Regions from separate parts of the Homo sapiens genome. Here region 1 is linked to region 2. The links are chromatin loops, found by intact Hi-C in ENCODE. Cell type or tissue: sigmoid colon. All regions are shown on one strand. Each heading gives the region's core, and the rest is flanking DNA. Links, peaks and the distances in the headings are about the cores only.

Region 1 (9,312 bases), core at 2,666-5,165, 71 kb before region 2:
GCTCCTGGCTGGACACCCACTCACTTGTTGAAGTTGATGAGCCAGATGGCGAGTTCGGCGGGGGCCGTCTGGTCCCAGTGGATGGTGTAGCCCTTCTGCAGGGTGACAACCGGTTGGTATTGCTGGTAATGGGTGCTCCTGGTGAGCGCCCCCTCCAGGTAAAGAGGGTGGCTGGGGAAGTCATTCTTGATGATCTTCATTCGCAGGTTACTGGTCTTGTAGGCTTGAATGTACATCTTTTAAAACCCAAAAAGGAAACACACAATGAGGCTATTACGAAGGATTATTCCAAGAGCGTCTGGCTAACATCTGACTATAGACCGCACTTTCAAAGGCACTTTCTCTTTACAGAACCCTTTTTAGAAGGCTTGAATGAAAGAAAGGCCAAATAAGGGGACATCTCTTTCTGCTGATGGACGCAGCCCAGGCCTTACTGTGTAATCCAGCTAATGCTTTCTGTTCATCTTCATAAAAGTGCTCTGTTGAGCTTCCAGTGGAAATTTGAGAAGAGTCTGCATAATAGTCAGATGGCAAATTTTGGACAAAGGACAGAGATGTGGACGGAGGAGGAAGGGAGTAAGAGAGAGAGAGAGAGAACTTTTTTAATTCTACCATAAAATGCAACTCGCCTATAACTGGCAGTTGCTCTGCCTGATTTTAGAGAGTGCCTGGGTGTGTTGGCCTACTTCTCCCTCCTACTCCCTCTCAGTGTCTGGCCCCTGAGGCCAGTCCTTGTGGTGCCACAACACACTGCATGAATAAATGGTGCCTCATTTCAGAGGAAAAACTGAAAGCAAGACTGTCAGCCATTGAGTTCCAGGGACCTAAGAGCCTGGATGCTTTATCCCAGCATTGGTTTAAAACACTGTGTTGGCCGGGCGCGGTGGCTCATGCCTGTAATCCCAGCACTTTGGGAGGCCGAGGCGGGTGGATCACCTGAGGTTGGGAGTTCGAGACCAGCCTGACCAACATGGAGAAACCCTGCCTCTACTAAAAATACAAAATTAGCTGGGCATGGTGGCACATGCTTGTAATCCCAGCTACTAGGGAGGCTGAGGCAGGAGAATCGCTTGAACCTGGGAGGCGGGGGTTGCAGTGAGCCGAGATCACGCCATTGCCCATTGCACTCCAGCCTGGGCAACAAGAGCGAAACTCCATCTCAAAACAAAAACAAAAACAAAAAAAACGCCATGTCCTGTTTTATGGCACATCCCAAATTCATAAGACAATATCCCCATAACTGTGGCCAAGAGAGACAATCACACCAACGTGCAATGATGTTGTGCTTTTGGAAGGAAGTGCTTATCTTCCCCTCTAGTTTTATCGCATATAAGATGGAAAGAGAACCAACCCTGCCCATCTTAGGAAGTTGCCCTGAGTATCAGAAGGTAAAGCGTACATTAAAGCATTTTGTAAGATGTAAAGTGAAGGGAAAATATTATGAATAACCGTTAATAACCAGTTGCCAGTTATGATAATCTGGCAAGCTCTAACGATGAGCTTTTTTTTCACAGAAGATAAGCAACATATCAGAAAGAAAGTGTGGGAAGGAAAATCAAGGCTCCATATGGGATACCTAGACCTTGAGCTGAGGCTGTGTAATGCTGACAGTGTGGATGCCAGGCTTGAGGGTTTGGTCATCCTTCAATTATTCAGGACATGACTGTCCTCCATCAGCTCCCTTCTGACCCCACTTCCCTTCTTATCTTCCTCACATCATCATATCAACCACTCACTCCCATTAGCATCTTGGCCCTTCCTCTGCCCACACCTACAGCAGAAGCCACCCCATGGCTCATTGCACAGCTCCGCCTCTCCCAGGGCTCTTGAGCAGGGCTGAGAAAATCCCACAGCCTGGGAGAGAGGTGCCTCTGCAAATGCACCGCCTCCAGTCTCCACTGGGTTTTCAACACTGCCAGGCACTCCTTCCACAAGCTTCTTGTCAACATTTTCCACTCTCTACAGCAACTCTTCCAAATCTTTATCGCTCTCTGGAGGTTACTTTCCTCAAGCCCAGTCCCCACATTCTCAGCACATGACATCACATTCTACTGCAGAGAGAAACACCCTCAGCTTCCTGCCCTCTGCCCTGTCTTCCTCTGGTCCTTCTTCCTGCTAAATGCTAGCCCTGCCACCTACTCTGGCACCTGACCCCCACCAGCTGCACCCTGTGCCCTCTTTGCCCCTTATGGCCCTTTTCCTTCAGCCCAACACCATCTCCCTCTCCTATCACTCCTCCACCCCCAAACCACCATTTAGCTCCTTTCTAACACCCCAATTCCTGACACCCACGGTGGTGATAATAATGCCTGCCTTGTAGGATAGTTGTGAAGACAGCTATTCATACATGTTTCCTTCATTCTCTGAGACGACCTGGCTCACTGTGAACCTGACAATTCATTTTCTCAGGCCTCTCTCCCGTTACTCATTTATTCATTAGTCATTCATCAAAATACTAGAAGTAACAATAATATAATAATAGCTAACTAATATTTTAAGTTCTGCCCTGTTCTAGGCACCATCTAGACCTGCCCTGTCCCTCATGTGGCCACTGAGCACTGGACATGTGGCCACTGTGACTCAGGATCTGAATTTTAAACTTCAATTCATTTAAATTTCAAAACAAAAGCAATGTAAATATTTTTTCCTATCCCATTACCCTGATTTGATCATTACACATTGTATACATATATCAAATATCACACATTCTCCAAGAGAATATACTATGATATAGCAATAAAAATGCAAAAATAAATTAAAAATAAAATTAAAAATTCACATTAAACACAACGTTATTGTTTCAGTAGGACTACACTTCCCTTGGTTGAAAATTGAGTGGGCTATAAGTGTAAAATACACAGTAGACTTTGAAGACTTAGAAAAAAAACAAGAAGTGTTTTTAATGATTTTCTACACTGATTCATTTTGAATGATAGTATTTTTAATACAATTAAAGTATTATTAAAATTAAATTCTGTTTCTTTTTACTTTTTAACATGGCTACCAGAAAATTTAAGATTACATGTGTGGCTTGCATTATATTTCTATTGGATAAGGCTGATGAAACATTTTACTTGTATTTTCTGAAGCCACCCCCAAAATCTCGCTAGGAAAGTTCAACTATTTTACAGGTGAGGAAACTGAGGCTCCAAGAGACCAAGTAATTTGCCCAAGGTCCAATGGTAAGTGTTGGAGCCTGACTTGAATCGAAGCAGTTGACCCAGAGGGTTCTTTTTTTCTAAGCATTTTGCTCACCAAGTGTTTTGACTTTAACTTTGTAAAAATCCTACTGGGTGAGGGGAAAAAATAAAAGGAAAGAAAGAAAAAGAAAAAAAAATTCTGTATCTCTTTCTGGCCTGAAACAGAGCCAGGCATAGAGTAGACACTCACTGAATGCTTGTTGCATGAGTGAATAAGTGAGTGGCCGGCCCCCAGAATGGTGTCCCCACCTGTGCATAGCACCCACTGCAAATGGCCCCTCTCCAGTCGGGAACATTGATGCAGTCTGGGTGCCGGACCAGCCAGTTGTCATTCTTCGTGAGGTAGGAGCCAGGGTACTCGGACACGGAGCCGTCGACGTCATGGAACACAGATGTCTTATCCCCATCCATGTCCAGCTGGTTGAACCAGGGCCCAGGCTCTCCGAAGAACACTCTGGAAGTAATCTAAACAGAGCCCAGGAAAGTTAGGCAGGGCTAGAAGGTGAAGGGAAACTGCAGCCGTCATCAGGCCAGGGCGAGGTTTCCGATTTCCACTGACGTTACAAGCCAGCCAAAACAAAGATGCTCTCGGGCACTGAGAGAAACCACGTGGCTGACCCCTCCGATGCAACCGGAGTCACAGTCAAAGGTTCACTGTGCCTCAACTCCCAGACCTAGCACATGCTTTTGGCCTCTGCTCACTGGAGGGTTGGCTGCTGTGGATGAGCTTGGAGACTGCTCTGACACACAGCCTTCACCAACTGCAGAGATGGAGGAGGGGGACTGAGGACTGTGAGTGTGACTGTGTGTGAGAGGGAGGTGGGGGTGATGTGTGTATGAGAAAGGGTACACACACTTTTACACATACACACACACATACACGGGGGCATCCGTGTGCGAGAGAAGATGCATGTGGCACGTTTCAGGAAGACAGTTTTGCAGCATGAGCCCTTGCAGATTTCCATAACTGACCTCTTTCAGGCTCTCAGTTGCCTGAGTAAAGACATTAAGTCATTTCAGTTTCACATCGTTTCCCTCAGCCTGCCAGGAACTGGGCAAACAGGCAAAAGGCAGGAGCAGGGAGGAGAAGGAGGGAAAAGTCTGGGAATCCATAACCTGAAGGAAATGCACAGGAGGACTGGCCCCGGCTGGTCTCACAGGGCAGCCCTTGCTCCTGATCTCCTAATCCTCCGCCCCTCTTCTGCCTTCTCTGTCTAGGGCAAGGAGGCCTCTGTTTATAGTCTGCTCTCGGGGAGAGATTAAACAGAACATCATCAGCTAAGACTTCCCTTGGAAACTGTGGGGCTTGTTAGATTCTTTGTGCCAACTCAGGTGGCCTGGTCAGAAGACTCAGTTTGTCAAAGTCAAGTCCCTTGGAGGAACAGCCTAGGAACCTCAGTCCACACGTCGGGTTCCTCCAGAGGCTCGCCTGAGTTTTGAGCAGGGAGAGAGCAAGCGGGCATTTACCCAGACCTGACCTGTGGGGCAACCTACGCTTGTACTTTTCCAGTTTGGATGAAGAGCAAACTGGGACATGGCCCAGCCTAGTTGGAGGAGGCTTCTCAACCCCTGCGGTGGTGGCAATAGCTCAAACTCTGGGACCCAGGGGACTTGTGAATCACCATCCAAAGTCTGGGTTTGCCGGGAGTCTGCCCTGGCGCCTCACTCACCGGAACGTCCTCAAAGGCAATGCCGGTCACGTTGTTATGGGGGCAGCTCTGCCAGGCATTATTCAGGCGGAAGGCCAGGGCGCTGGTGTGCCGGCCCTCCAGGGCCACAAACTTTCGGAAAGTGCAGTTTTGGATGTTGATGGGGCCATCATATAACTGAATTCCTCTAATTGGAAAATTCCTACGGAGTTAAGGAAGTAAGATGTCAGTCTAAATGTTTTCCATTCCTATGGAGTTAAGGAAGTAAGACGTCAGTCTAAACGCCATGTTTGCCCCTTCTGAGGTGGATGGTAGCAGAGACTTCCTGGGTAAAACCATTCCTGATCCCCACCTCTAGAAACTCCCCCTGCCCCAGATCATTATTAATTAATTATTAATTCATTAATTAATTTAAAGCATGTATAGACACACTAAGTGTCAATGAATGACTGCCGGGTGAATGGATGGATGGATGAATGGATGGATGAGTTGAATATCCATCTAGTTGCTAGTTTGGAGTTTGGAGAATGGTCCTGTATTTCAACATTTTCCCCAATTTTTCCATTACATAAAGAGTCATTGGGTAAATACTGTAAATACCACTGGAGCGTGCCAATATTATGTTTCTTGGGAAGATAGAGCTGTTAGTCATTATCGCCTTAGTTTTAGTTGCTATAACAATTAAATCAGATTAAGACCCACATGAGTTTCTCCTCTGGGAGTAAGCCTTTCACATTGGCAGTGTGCTGGGTTTGGGAAACAGAGGGGAAAAGGACACAGAATGGAAGGTGATAAACATGATAAAAATAATTGTAAGGCAACATTTTCAGCACCCCTAGAAGAAAGGGAGGCCCCACTGAAAAGCAAGACTGTAGGCTGACAGAGAACCCCAAGAAGGCCCTGAGACCCAGAAGGAGGTGGGAAGCGGCAACAGGCTTGGACGTGGAGGTAGGAGAGACTGGACAAGAACTGGTGACTTGAAGATTTTGCCTTGGCTTAGCATGGAGTAGGTTGCTCAGACACACTTCTCCCATTGCCTCAGACTCCTGAGCAGAGCACAGGAAGCAAGGGTCTGCGAGGCTGGCTGGGCTTCCTGGTGGTCCTTCTTGGGCCTGGCCCCAGTCTAGGCTTGCTCCTTCTCCAAACCCAACATGTATGCTTATGCTGGTGTCTCTGTATCTGGGTCAAGCACATTGTCTTCCACAGCAAATATAAAGAAGAAAAAATAGAAAGATGGAAAAAGAAGCAGAAAAAATATCTGCCCACAGGGAGAGACCATACTCCAGTTGTCCCTGATCTTCAACCCTGGGCTCCCTTCCATTCCAATATGGTTCCTTGAGGAAGACCCTAGGCACAGCAGTCACGGTAACATGCCTTCAGTGGGCACCAAAGACTCCTTGCATTTCTATATTTTTACGTTTATAATTGATTAACATCATGATCTAGAATCCTGATTCTCAAGGGGTGGCTCCATGCATTTTTTCATTTCACATATTTTAGGGACAGTCCATTTTTACTAGCTCTATACTTAGGTTTTGCACTTCAGACCCTGACCCAGCTCTATACAAGATGGATCAACCATGATTAGGACTGCAGGCTCTTAGGTTCCTACTTGCAGATGCAATTTGAGGAACCTGCCTCAGTCTGACAGGTTTCCATAAACAGGATCACCTTTGGAAGTCATCAGAGCATTCTGGCCCCGGGAGGCTGGTAACCCTTGGCAAAGAAACCTTGAACGTGCGGATTCAGGGTCACTCATACACATGCTGAAAGGGACTGCTCCATTACTCAGGTTAGACAAAAGGAAGGGCTTCTCACAGCTCATGCTGAAGGAGACCATGATTTTGCCTTTGCAAAGTCTTTTCCATGTCCACTTGGGTTGGAAGTTTTAGGTCAATGTGTATTTTGTGTCCTGACTCTAGTAGTAGAAATTATATCTTCCTAGAGAAAGAGTAGAAAGCTCAGACAGACAAGAAGGGCTGATCTTATCACCAGGAGCACAGGGACTACCATGCTGCTCACAGGCTCAGAGCCTTGCTCTCTGGCTTGAATTCACACCTGAGCAGAAACACCAGCAGAAGAAAGGAGATTTCCTCACCACTGACCCAGCCTGTGGTTTTCCAAGGAATTGACTGAGTCCATTATCCCTGTTTGCTCATCACCCTTCCAAGTCACCCATTCATTCTCCACCCACCTGCTTATCGTCTGACCTTCATTTGAACTCCCCCAGCCGCAGAAACCAGGACTCCTCAGGACAGTCCTGCTATTCTGTTGTTGAGCATATCTGACATTAAAAAGATCCATCCTTCTTGCACTAAACCAACCCTAACCCACGGTGCCCGTGTAGAATGAGTCTCATCCCCTATGTGCACAGCAGCTCTGAGAACATGTAACAATATCCCCCATGTTGTCCCCAAAGTGATGATCCTGTCTTCTGGTTGAAGACCCCAACCTGCATGTGACATAGCTTCGGCTTTTGTCACCCTCCTGGTTATTCTCCTTTAAGTGTGCTTCGGCCTGACTCTATTGCTCTGCCATCCTCAGGAGTGGATGCTACACTCCAAGTGAGAGTGCTGTCAGAGAAAAGGACTCACAGTCCCTGATCCCAGACACACTAAATTCCCATTAACATAGCCCAGGAATGCATTACGCATTTTGATGGCCACGTCACCCTGTTGACTCATATTCAACACCACTTTTTGACTTCTCTCTCCCCATTCCAGATTTCATCCCTTAATTGTTAGTCTCAGTCACCTCAGTGATTCCTCTGGCTGGTAGAAGAATTCATAGTCAACAGGTAGAAACTACCCATTAACTTTTTCCCTTCCATCACAGCCACTTAGGTTAAGCCACTCAGAATAAGGAGCTACATGGTTGCAAACCTACTGGCCTATAGGGAGGGTCCTTCCGCTATGGTCCAAGCCGCCAGGGCCCCAGATCCTATTGTCCATCATTTCCGTCCCCACGTTGCCACTCTCGCCAACAAACAAGCTGTTCTTTATCTCTTGCTTGGAGCCGTCGTCATACGGGAAGGTTCCACCACTGTAGAGAGAAGATGTTTAAGGTGAGATGCCCAGAGACAAGATCCCACAGAGGACCAAGTACAATGACAGTTGCCCTTACCTGGCCAGGGTCAGGCCAATGCCATTGTCAGCAAACCTGTGGGCAAGAGCAGATAGATAGTCAGAGCATGCCCTGGCTTCACATTCAGTGGAGTCGTGGAGAGAAGGACACTTCCCTGCCCTTGGAGTCAAACTGAATACCGTGCAGAGGAAGGAGTCTCTACATAAGCAGAGTCGTGCTCAGGGAGTTGTGGCTCTCCTGTTCTGCACAGGAAGGGGATTTTCTGGGTCCCCTCCCACTCTGACTCTAGAGAGAAAGCAGTGACCCCTGTGGCTCTCCACATTCAACGGCATTGACAGCATGCAGACTGGGGTCCATATGCCTCCCTCTCCAGCCCCATCCTCTGTGATTCCAGGGCTTAGTGTGAGGTTGGATCAGGAGAACTTGAAGGGCCTTCCGCTCTCAGGACCAGCACCAGGGAAAGGTGGAGTATGTGAATGCACTTCTATTTTTTTTTTCTTTTACCATCTTCACTGCTGTTTCAGCCATAGAGAGAGGCATCAATAGCTACTTTTCAAGTTTCCAGGAAGCCAGGCAGATGCTGACCCTGAGAAGGGCAGGAAGTCATTTTGCAATTGCTCTGGGGCCATCTCGTCAGCTCCCTTTCACCTCTGCCCTTTTTAGGGGTCAGATGAGCATGCTTCTGGGGGGCGTCTGATTGCGAGGGACAAGGGATTACACAGAATCCAGAGCTGAGCCTTGGGTCTGTGCTACCACAGACCCTAGGGCCAAATACAGTGGCCGCCTTCACTTCCTGTGTCCCAGGGGTAGATTTAACTGGTCTCTATGCCTCTGCTCCTTCCATCTGTCCTGTCCACCCTGCCAGGCTCATCTCAAAGTGCCATTCTCACCAGCCTCTCTGGTCCCTAAAACTTCCGTGGCTTTATATCCTTCATAGATCCAAGCTCAAGGGCCTGGTGAATCCACATCAGCTGCACCAGGCTGGTCCTGGTGGCAGGCATGCTCTCTAATTCCCAATGTACTTTTTCATATTCTGCTCACCCTCTTTCAGACACATGGACCTTTTTCTTTTTCCGAAGCCCATTTAGTTCAAATCAGTCATTCCAGTCCCATCATTAGGGCACTGTCTTATCCATTTATTTTCCCAAACTTCCTGAGTCTTATCTCCCAGGCCCCTCCATGGCTTTTCCTCATTGCTTCTGTCCCCCAGTGCTAGGCTCCTGGTCCCCTCATTCTTCCAATCCTTGAAGGGATCCCTGTCTTCTGTCAGCCCCGATTGCACCAACCTTGTCCACACGTAGGACCACAGCCTTGGTGCCAGGCAGATCCTAGGCTACCTTGGAATGAGTCTGGTGGGGGATTAAAAGACACACACACTT
Region 2 (10,488 bases), core at 3,057-5,556:
CCAAAGTGCTGGGATTACAGGCTTGAGCCAACGTGCCCAGCCAAGAGTCTTAAATTATCTTTTTCCTAAAAAACATTGATACGGGAAATTTCCAATGGGGAACCACCTACAGAGCCAAAGAGGAGAGATGCTACAGTTCCCTGTGATAACAGAAATTCACCCTCACGGACTCGCCCTATCCCCAAGCATGGCAGAGTGAATCCCATTTGATCCTGCTGTGCCATCAAGTCCAAATCCCTCCTCACCCCACCAATCAGCTGTAGGGGAGGGATGGTTCCAAAGCCTTTGCCAATTGCAGCTGGGAGAAAGGTAGCTCTGAAACTATTTCACATCCTCCTATTCATTCAGCTCACATCGTTAGCCCGTGGGCGGCCACTGCGCTGGTGCTGGGGGAAAAGGAAAGTAAGATCTCCACCCTTAAGGATCCCCCAGTCCCATACCCCTGTGCAACAGGCACTGAAATCTAAATAATGCACATGACCCTCCCAGCAAACCAGATATGTCCTAATGAAAAGTCAGCCTGTAATTACTCACTTGAGATTTAACGTAAGAGTAAATAATTTAGCCACAATGATAAATCTGGCAGGGTGTCCAAACTTTTGGTTTCCCTGGGCCATACTGGAAGAAGAAGAATTGTCTTGGGCCACACATAAAATACACTAACAGTAGCTGATGAGCTATAAAAAAAAAAAAAAAAAAGGGCTGTGCATAATTTTCATGATATCCACCATCACAGATAAGCAAAAAAGTCCTCACGTTCAAAGGGCTGGACATGGCTGCATGCTGTCCAGTACAGTAGCCATGAATCACATGTGGCTATGTAAATTTAAATTCAATTATAATTAGATAAAATTAAAAATTTAGTTCCTTGGCCGGGCGCGGTGGCTCACGCCTATAATCCCAGCACTTTGGGAGGCCGAGGCTGGTGGGTCACGAGGTCAAGAGATAGAGACCATCCTGGCCAGCATGGTGAAACTCCGTCTCTACTAAAAATACAAACATTAGCCGGGCGTGGTGGCGCGAGCCCGTAGACCCAGCTACCCAGGAGGCTGAGGCAGGAAAATCGCTTGAACCCGGGAGGCAAAGGTTATAGTGAGCCAAGATTGCACCACTGCACTCCAGTCTGGGTGACAGAGCGAGACTCTGTCTCAAAAAAATAAAAATAAAAAAATAAAAAATTTAGTTCCTCAGTTGCACTAGGTACATTTCAAGTCCTCCACAGCTTGTATATGGTTAGGGGCTACTACATTGGACATCACAGGTTGAGGACACATTTATCATTGTAGAGACTTCTATGGAACAGCTCTGAGCCTCAGGACTCAGAGTGGTGTAGAAGGTCCACACTAGAGCTACAATTCAGTTCAGAGTGACAGTTCTCACGGTGGTATTCCCTGAACAGCAGCATCACACTACCTGTTAGAAACACAGGTTCTCAGTCCCACTCCAGACCTACTGACCAAGTGACTCAGAAAAATCTGAGGGTGGGGCCCAGAAAGCTGTCGTAACAAATCCTCCAGGTGATTCTGATAAGCGCTTACGTTTGAGAACTGTTAGTTACAGAGTATTAACTAAATCTCAAACAGACACTTGTCAGCCATCAGTTAAGTGTCAACCTCCTAAATATTTGAAAATGTATCAGGCTTTATCACAAGCTAGATCCAAATTTAAGTCTCAGACCTGCCACTTAAGGGCGGTATGTGTAGTTGGCCAATTACTCAACAATCTAAGCCTCTGTCCGCTCAGTTGTAAAATGGGGGAATAATAGCTGTCTTAGAGGTCTGTTAGAGGGATGAGATGATGTATGCGATGTGTGTGGTACACGGGCCGGCCCGGATGAAGACTCCATAAAGGTCAGTGTGTCGCCATTACCCAGGGTTGCCTCCCGGGCAGTGACGGATGCAGCTGACCGTCAGCCTGGCTTACTACATGGGCTTTTAGGGTAGCCTTTTTCACGAATAAATTGGTAGAACTGCATCTTCAGATGAGAGTTACATCTAAACAAGAGGTGCTTTCTTGAAAGCTTGCCACAGAGGGCTTTATGCAGGAAACTCACCCCTGTCAGGCAATATGTTTATGACCTGGGGAAAAAACCCAAATATGACCTAATGAGAGTCCCTCACTGGGCTCTAGGCAAAAGTTCTGCCTGGATTATGTGAAGTGTGGCAGATGCACCAAGCCAGAGTCCTGGGGTCCTGGAACAGTAAGCCTTCTAGCAGAGAATTCAGGGGCGGATAAAGGGAGGTTCCTGCTACCTCAGAGGGCCAGGGTATGAGAAGAGGTCATTTCTGCGCGGCAGCCTGGCTCATTGTTTTATTCCAGGGGGCTTTGCTTGCCTCTCACATTCAAGCAAAGCACAGATCCCAAAAGAGGGAAGGGAAAGGGAGAAGAGAGGGGAGGGGAGAGGAAGGCAAAGGAGAGGACTGGAGAGGAGAGGGATTAAAAGATAAAATATGGCCTTGTTTACCCATCCCAGTATTAAACTCCCACCCTTCTGGGGGATTCCATGAATGAAAACACAACACCTGCTGGGCTAGTGGCTGTGAAAGAGGAGAAGGGGTGATGGAAATGCAGCACATAGGGAGCAGATCTATTCTTAGTCCCACGAACTTCCTCCGGGCCCCCAAAGGCCTTGCCCCATTCTGATGTCTGCTTCCTTGATTTCAATGTTTTTTCTCTTCCAGACCATCCTCCCAGCTGCCATGCTCAAGCTTTTGAAATGCATAATTTGTTTTAATTACAAAATAAAATAATTTCTACCTCCCCTAGAGGGTTCTCCCTGGCCCTAAATTTCCTATCAATTCCTTCTCCCTCTGCATCCACATCATAGTCATCAAACCCTTCTTTAAACTTATCTCATTCTGTCTTTAGAGTTCCTGAACATTTTCCACACTGGGCTGCGGGCTCCTTGAGGGCAGGGACTCCGTGAACACATTTTCCTTCCCAACAGACCTTAGTTCAGTAGCTTGGCACACCAAGGCTGCCCAGTCAACATTGGACTGACTGAATGTGTTTGCCAAATGAATCTGGCTATTTGCCGGCTCTGCAACTTTCAACTCCTTGTCCAACACCCTCTATCAAAACAGGTGGGTGTATTTTGAAGTAGAAATTGGAGACATTAAAATAAGCAGATTTTTTAAAAAATACATCACTCTTTTTTTGTCATTTAAGCATTACCCTCAATTGAGGAAAAAAAGAGTACTTTCCCTGTTAAAGCTTGTTTTGTCTCCCAGCATCATAAAGCTAGAGGGGAAGTCTTGTTACTGATACAGGTGCTCCCAGGCTCACCAAATCCAAGGCCAGCCTGCCCCTCCTACAGTTTGGAGTGACTGGAGGCTGCAGCGAGGAAGGGTCCTGGCCTCTCCCGCCAATCCCAGGGCTCTCTGGAGAGGGTGCTGCCCACGATAAAAGGTAAGCCAAGTTCCCAGTTTTCCCTGCCCTCAGTCCCCAGACCATAGACGCCCATCACCTCTGAGATTCACTTATTCCCATAGGACAGGCCTCTTGCATGATTCCTCCAGGTATTTCTGGGACTCCCCACGGGTGCCTACATGAATCCTGTCCCAGCTCATGCTGCAAATATCCTGGGATTTCACAGCCACAGCCTCTCACTGGGGGTTTAGCTAAGTTCCATCTCCACCCCTGCTCCTCATCCACCTGCTGCTATCTTCGTGCATGGGACATGAGGGATTCTCCCCCCAGTCCAGCCCGCCCTGGAAGCTGCCTCCTACCTCACAGTGAAAGTGGCCCATCTTATCTGCATGGAGAGGGAGAGTCCATGCTCAGTTACATGTTCCACAGCCAGGTGACCTGGCTCCCATGGTATTAGGGAGGCTGACAGAGAGGTTCATTCAACACACATAGGACCTGGTAATGAATGCTGCTCTGGTAGCTGGGTCGCTCTCCACCTTAAACCTCTCCCGACTGTCCCTCCAGCCCCGACTTTGAGTCTGCATGGCACAGGATGGCTTCTTCCATGAAGGGATTCCTCTCTTGGAAGCCTCATTGTCCTTTCCTGAATTTGAGCATCTGTCTGGCCTTCCCAGTCCACCAATGGTCTTTAAACAAGTGAGCCTCATCTGGAAAGACAGTTTAAATTCCACCAGCCCAACCCAGGCTCCTCAGCCTCCTTATAAATCAGTGGATGCATGGATGCAAGTAAGTATTTCAGGAGAGGAGCTGCCACCTGACGTCAAAGACAAGTTGACCCGAGTCCCAACTCTGGCTTCCCCAGGCATCATCCACAAAAGGCTCTGCCAGCTGGCTCTCGTTCAGGCAGGGAAAGTCTGCCAGGGCCAAGGGGAGCGCAGGAGGCTGCCCCACCATGAGCCTTTTTATTCCCAGTTCCCTGGGCAAATGCAGTGTGGGCTGGCTCCTCAGAGCCGGCAGCTAAAAGGTCAGGTGATGCCAAGAGCAGCTAGATCACAGAGTTCAAAGACCTCAAAGGTAAGATGAGCCTCTCTTGAGACTCTGAGTCAGAACTTGGAGCTACCCAAGTCTACTCACTGGGCTATACATCTTCCCAGCTGGTTGTGTGCACTGTACTGACTTGGTAAGTGATTGTAGCAATAAACACTTCATCAGTTGTATTTGTTAACTGAAAATACTAGCATCAGCAGTTGGCTTGGCGTTTCTTCTGGCCTGAAGTTATTCTATGTGTGCCTACTTGTTTCTGGGGCTCAAGAAAAATTTCTACCAGATGCCCCCTGCCCTCTTCCCATCACCTCCTACCAGGGTCAAGACCCACATCACTCCTCATCTAGGTTATTTAGTGGCCCTTTTTTCCCCATTCTCCCCACTGGGGGGTTCCTGGCCCAATGTGGGAAGGGAGGCTCATAGTCCCAGGAAGACCTTTGTTTCAAAGAGGAGAAAATCAGTGCTTAAGGAGAGTGAGGATGCCTGGAGAATACAGCAGGTGCCAAGGATCAGCAAAGATGAGCGTAGTGCAGGGTTCATTCATGAAGCACCTTCAGTGCAAAGTTAAGGAGTCTGGATTTTATCCTGAAAGCATGGGTGTGGGGGCACTGGCGGACAGGAGGAGCCAGAGGAGTGAGTCGATGTGTACTTTTAAAAGGTACCACTGCCAGGGACAGGGAGGAGGAATGGGAGGGGAATAGGAGTGCAGCCTGGAGGTCTCTGCTGGAATTTAATTAATCAATCCGTGTTTATTATTAGTGCCTACTGCACGATGGTTCTAGGCATTGAGACACGGCAGGAAACAACTCAGGAAAAGACCCTGCTCTGGATCAGGTTAGAGCTCACAGTCCAGTTGTCGGAGACAGGGGTTACAGGAGGAAGAATAGAAACCAATAAGCAAGGAAAGGCATCCCATATATGTCTGATCACACAAAGAGCTACAGAGAGAAATCAAGCAGAGGAGAGGAAAGCTCTCTCTGATAAGGTGGCATTGGAGCAGGCACCGGAAGGAAGAGACAATGGGGTTAGGAGATGCCCTGGGAACACACAGGCAGAGGGAACACAGAAAGAGAAGGGTGTGAGGGAGTGCAGCAGGCAGGGGCTGGAGCTGTGTGGTGAGGTCAGAGGGCAGAGGGGTCAGCACAGCTAAGGGGTAGGGTAAGTTGAGGGTGATAAGACGTGAACACCCAGGTGGCCAAAACTGGGGTGCAGGCAAGGTGGGGGTGGGAAGGGAGAGAAGGGACATGCATAGTGCTTGAGGCAGGGCATGCTGTAGAAACGATGCCTTTCTCTGCAGCAGATGCCCACTCAGCTCAGTGCTGCATTGATTGCCTGGTAGGTGAGATGGGCATTGAAAATCCCCACCACTGGGTGTGGTGTTTTCAGTGCTGCCGTGCTGGCTTAAATAAAGTCCGCAGCAAGCATTGTTCCATTCTCATCCCATCCATGGCTTTCACACTAACAGCTAATCCTTTTGGAGTGATGCCTCCAGGCACTGCAAGTACATCATCTCAGACTGTGTGGGCCCGACTTACAACTGTCCTTAATATTCTAGTGCCCAGAGAGAAGACAGGTAATGTGATAGGGTCCAAGAAGGCTGGATTCTAGCTAAGTGTGCCACACCATACACACCTGGACGTGAAAGAAGTTCTCAAAACCAGAAGATCCTGGAAAATGTTAGCTGCTATTGGAGTGGTTCTATGTGTGGCTCTGTTTTGTCTGTTCAAACTACTTTTGTATGATAGAAGTGTAATTCTAAAGCACCCACTTTCCAAATTAAATGAAGGAACAGGGGGAATGAAGCACTGGAGAGACTCATCCAGAGGCCTTGAAAGCAGGCGGAGCCAACAACCTGAGCTGGAAAGGTCTAGAAAATGTGTATGCGTGTCCCTGTGTGTGTATGTGTGTGTGCGTGTGTGCCTGTGTATGAGTGGGAGACAGGGAGAATACTCTGCAGAGCTTGACAAGCAGGCAGATCCACCCTACCCTTTGGGTTCTGACTGTGGATCTGGGGCAGGACTCAGTAATCTGCATGTGCACCCCTGCCAGACACCCTGAAAGATTCTGATGCAGGTAAAACCCTTCTAGAGGTACAGCAGAAAGGGGAAAACGTGTTTACTTCTCTCCACCAACTAAAGGAAAAACTGCTTTTTCCCTCCACTATCCCAATACTTCCGACCACTAAATGTGCAAGGGATTTTCAAACCAAGCAATTCTCCAGTTCTTGGTGCACAATAACTAGGTGCTCTATAATCCATTCGATTCTGATACTGTCTACCTGGAGTTAGCACAGATGCCATGGATTGAGATCTGTGTTTAGACCCAGGGTAGGCCCATCATTGCCTTCCGGCATGTGGACTGTGAACTAGAGGCATCCTTGAAACTGGAAACAAGGGCCTTGTGGGGCAAAGGCCTTCTGACCTGGGCAAAGGCATAGTCTGCTGGGAGCAGCAGGAGAGATGGGACAGATAGGGCATCATTGCCAGCAAGATGCCTCCTGCTCCCAGAACTAGATGTCTTCAGGAGAGGCAAGATCCAGACACAGGTTTAGAACAAAAGGTGATGAACTGGAACCAGCCTTAATGATTGATGGGAGAAGGTGCTACATTCAAAATGAATGAGGAGCCCACAGAGGATGTTTGTGAGTTTCATCTCCTGCTCCCGAATTCAGCCCCTAGATCTTCCTTTGCAGCCATCTTTCCCTTTACTCTCAGTCCATGTAGCTCAATGGGGGCTGACCCACTCGCCTTGCTCCTAAGGTAGATATGTGACCCGGCCTGGCCAATGAATAGATCCATTCCCCTGGCTGCTGTGATTGGTGCAGGGATGTTCAGTTGACCCAAGTCAAAAAAAAGGGACATTGGCTGGAACTACTGGGAAAGCTGGATCTCATCCCACTGTGGTTGGCAAGCCTGGAGTTGCTGGGGCCACCCTTGCCTCTATATTGAGAGAGCCTCTCTAAGAGTGAAGCTTGCACAGGGGAATGTGGAGCCTAGAGATGGAGAAAGCTAATACTTGAGCACCAAGACCCAATTATGCCTGAAGCTACTACTATCCCTGGACTTTCAATTGCATGAGCCAACAAAGTTCCTTTTTCATTTAAGCCAGTTTGAATTGTGTTTTTGACATTCACTATGGAAACAACCCTAACTAATAAGAAGCCAAAAGGAGAAGGAAAGATGAAGATTAGTTCTTTTTTTCTTTTTTTTTTGAGATGGAGTTTCGCTCTTGTTGCTCAGGCTGGAGTGCAATGGCGCAACCTTGGCTCACTGAAACCTCTGCCTCCCAGGTTCAAGGGATTCTCCTGCCTCAGCCTCCTGAGTAGCTGGTATTACAGGCATGTGCCACCACACCCAGCTAATTTTGTATTTTTTTTTTTTTTTTTAGTAGAGACCAGGTTTCTCCATGTTGGTCAGGCTGCTCTTGAACTCCTGACCTCAGGTGATCCATCCGCCTTGGCCTCCCAAAGTGCTGGGATTACAGGCGTGAGCCACCAAGCCCAGCCAAAGGTTAATTCTTTCCAAGTCTTTTTGCTCTCATAAAGCGTTTATTTAATTAATGAGGCCTTACATTACTTTATCGGAAAAGAATACTTATTTTCCTCAATTGTATCATGTCCCCAAAACATGCAGTTTCCTAGAAAATGTGACCCACATTGGAAAGAATGAAAATCTTTACTACCACTAAGGTTGACGACTATTTCATGAAGGACTATGCAAGAACCACCCACCAGCCTACTCCCCACCTTATCCCAATCCATCTTCCACAGACCCACCAGCATGAATCGTGGCACATTTTTGCTTAAAATCCTCCAAGGGCTTCCCATCACACCAAGAATGAAGTCAGAGCCCTTTATCCAGCCCTGTGTGGCCTGACCCTTCTCCAGCCTCATCTCATGCCAGTCTCCACCCATGCAACATGGGCCTCTCTGTCATTTCCTTGAAGATGCCAAGCTTGATTCTGCCCCAGGGACTTTTCACATGCTGCTCCTACTGCCGGGAATGCTTTCCCTACTCCACTCACCCTCAGGTCCCAGTCTAAAGTCCTGTTCTTACAGATGCTTTTCCTACCATCTTCTTCCCATCTGAAGGTCCCTGCCTCAATACCCTTTGTAGCATCCTGGTTATTTTCTTCACACAGTTTATAATCATATATTCACTAATGGGTTTGCTTATTGTCCATTAACTTCATGACGGGAGGGATTTGGCCGTTGGTGATGCTACTCAGAGTGTGGTCAAGGGACCAGCAACATCAGCATCACCCAAGAGCCTGTTAGAAACCAGAGGTCTTGCCCCAGGCCACTGACTGGCAATCCTCAGTGACTAATGTGCACGGTGAAGTTTGCAAACTTCAACTTCTAAGGGTCCTTCCTCTGCTCTAAGACACCTTCTGCCCTCATCCTTCCCCACCGTGAAAGGAGTCAGAACTGCTGGCTTCTGTGCATCTCTTTCCATTCTCCTTCCTTTCCCCTGGGAAGCATTAATATTAACCAGTAGGGCCAAGAAACACAGAGGATGCCATGAAATTTCCTCAAAGAGCTGGGGGCCCTAGAGGGCTTACATGAGAGCCCTGAGACAGGCGTGCAGCCCATGAATGAGCCCCTTAGGCTCGGACACACAAGAGGCCAATTTGTTGGCACCTGCTGTGCCTGGAAGCCAGGCTGGAATGTCATGAGGCAGGGCCTGGCAGCAGTTCAGAGAGTGCAGCCTTCCTCCCGGGCTCCTGTTCTCAGGCTCACACAAACCCAGGAAGGGCAGAGACAGGGAATGTTTGCACAGCAGATAGACTTTCTCTACTCCTCCCTCTGCCCAGCCAGAGTGGAGTCGAAAGAGCACGCTTGATTTTAGTTCAAGTTTGGGCCAGAGTCCTTCTTTGATCTGAGAGGCTTGTCTTTTCCTGGGTTATTTATTTGTAGAAACCACTCTGGTTTCCTACTACTTCAAATACACCTACAGGAAGCCACTGGCAGGTGGGGTTCTAACGCATAGGCCTGTTTTACTGCCCTGGGTGCCACCGGCTCATTGTGATGGGATCAGTTACCTGGATCCCTGCACGCAGGTGAAATTTACAGCCCTGGGCTATAGAACAAAAGGCCCTGTTCTGTGGAAGAAAATGGGTTCTGATAAAGCTAGCTGGGAGGAGAGGCCAGAAACAGGGAGTCCTAGGTTCTAGTCCTGGGAGACCTTGGCAGACCTTCCCTGGGCCTCAGTATTCTCTCTCTAAAGTGAGACCCAGGAAAATGCATATTTTAGTGCTTACCCAGGGCCAGGGAGCTGTGACAGAGATATGTAAGGATGACAGTTCCTGACTGCATAATCTCAGCTTGCAATCCTGAGCTCCGGGACCCCTAACTCACCACTAGGGGACCCCAGGATTCCACATAATCGCTTTCCCCTCCAACCCAACATTTTGCTATGAAAATTTTCAAACACACAGCCAAGTTGAAAGAATCTCACAGTGAACACTAATACAGTGCAACCTAGATGCTACCAGTAACATTTTGCTGTGTTATTGCACATCCATCTATCCATCCAGAAATCAATCTCAGTCTTTGGATGCATTTCACAGTAAAGTGAAGACACCACCGTCCACATTTCCCCTTAAACACTTCAGCCTGCATATTATTAACTAGAGTTCCATATTCTTTTTTTCATCTTTTGAGGGAAATTTTACATGTAAATAAAACACACAAACCTAAAATGCACACTTGTTGAGTTTTGACAAATGCATATGTCTCTGAAACCCAGATCCCCAGGAATGTCCAGAACATTATCATCACCCCAGAAAGTTCCCTCATCCCCTTCCCAGTCAATTCCAACAAGAGGCAACCACTCTTCTAAGTGAGAAATACCAGAAACATTCCATAGATTCACTTTGCCTCTGCTAGGACTTCATGTAAATGGAATGATCCAGTATGTAGACCTTTGTACAAGGTTTCTTTCACTCAGCATGTTTTTGGGATTCACCTACGTTGCTGTGTGTATCAGTAGATAATTTCCTAGAATGGCAAAGAAATATCCAATTGCATTAATATGCTCTACTACACAACTGCCTTACTATGACTGCTTCAGGGAA

The links. Hi-C counts contacts between places; a loop is a spot of excess contacts. Peaks named below come from ENCODE experiments on the same cell type or tissue, not always from the same donor. Only the 100,000 strongest peaks of a DNase experiment are listed, where the experiment ranks them.
Region 1: it touches region 2 in a loop (3.0-fold over the local background); 3 of 110 quality-filtered maps call a loop at or near these places.

The regions. Positions count from the first base shown.
Region 1 is chr15:80,927,598-80,936,909 of GRCh38, reverse strand. It overlaps CEMIP (cell migration inducing hyaluronidase 1), which reads right to left. Exons shown (of 30, transcript NM_001293298.2): 20 at 7,973-8,008; 21 at 7,736-7,891; 22 at 4,871-5,051; 23 at 3,450-3,665; 24 at 25-236. Among named protein-coding and RNA genes, the nearest start is that of MESD, 58 kb to the left of the region's middle. RefSeq lists an enhancer at 7,003-8,202. In sigmoid colon, for the core only: no CTCF peak of the experiment used is centred there; DNase peaks (open chromatin) are centred at 3,659 and 4,609; H3K27ac peaks cover 350 bases.
Region 2 is chr15:80,855,862-80,866,349 of GRCh38, reverse strand. All of the region lies in intron 1 of CEMIP (cell migration inducing hyaluronidase 1), which reads right to left. Among named protein-coding and RNA genes, the nearest start is that of MIR549A, 19 kb to the right of the region's middle. In sigmoid colon, for the core only: no CTCF peak of the experiment used is centred there; a DNase peak (open chromatin) is centred at 4,220.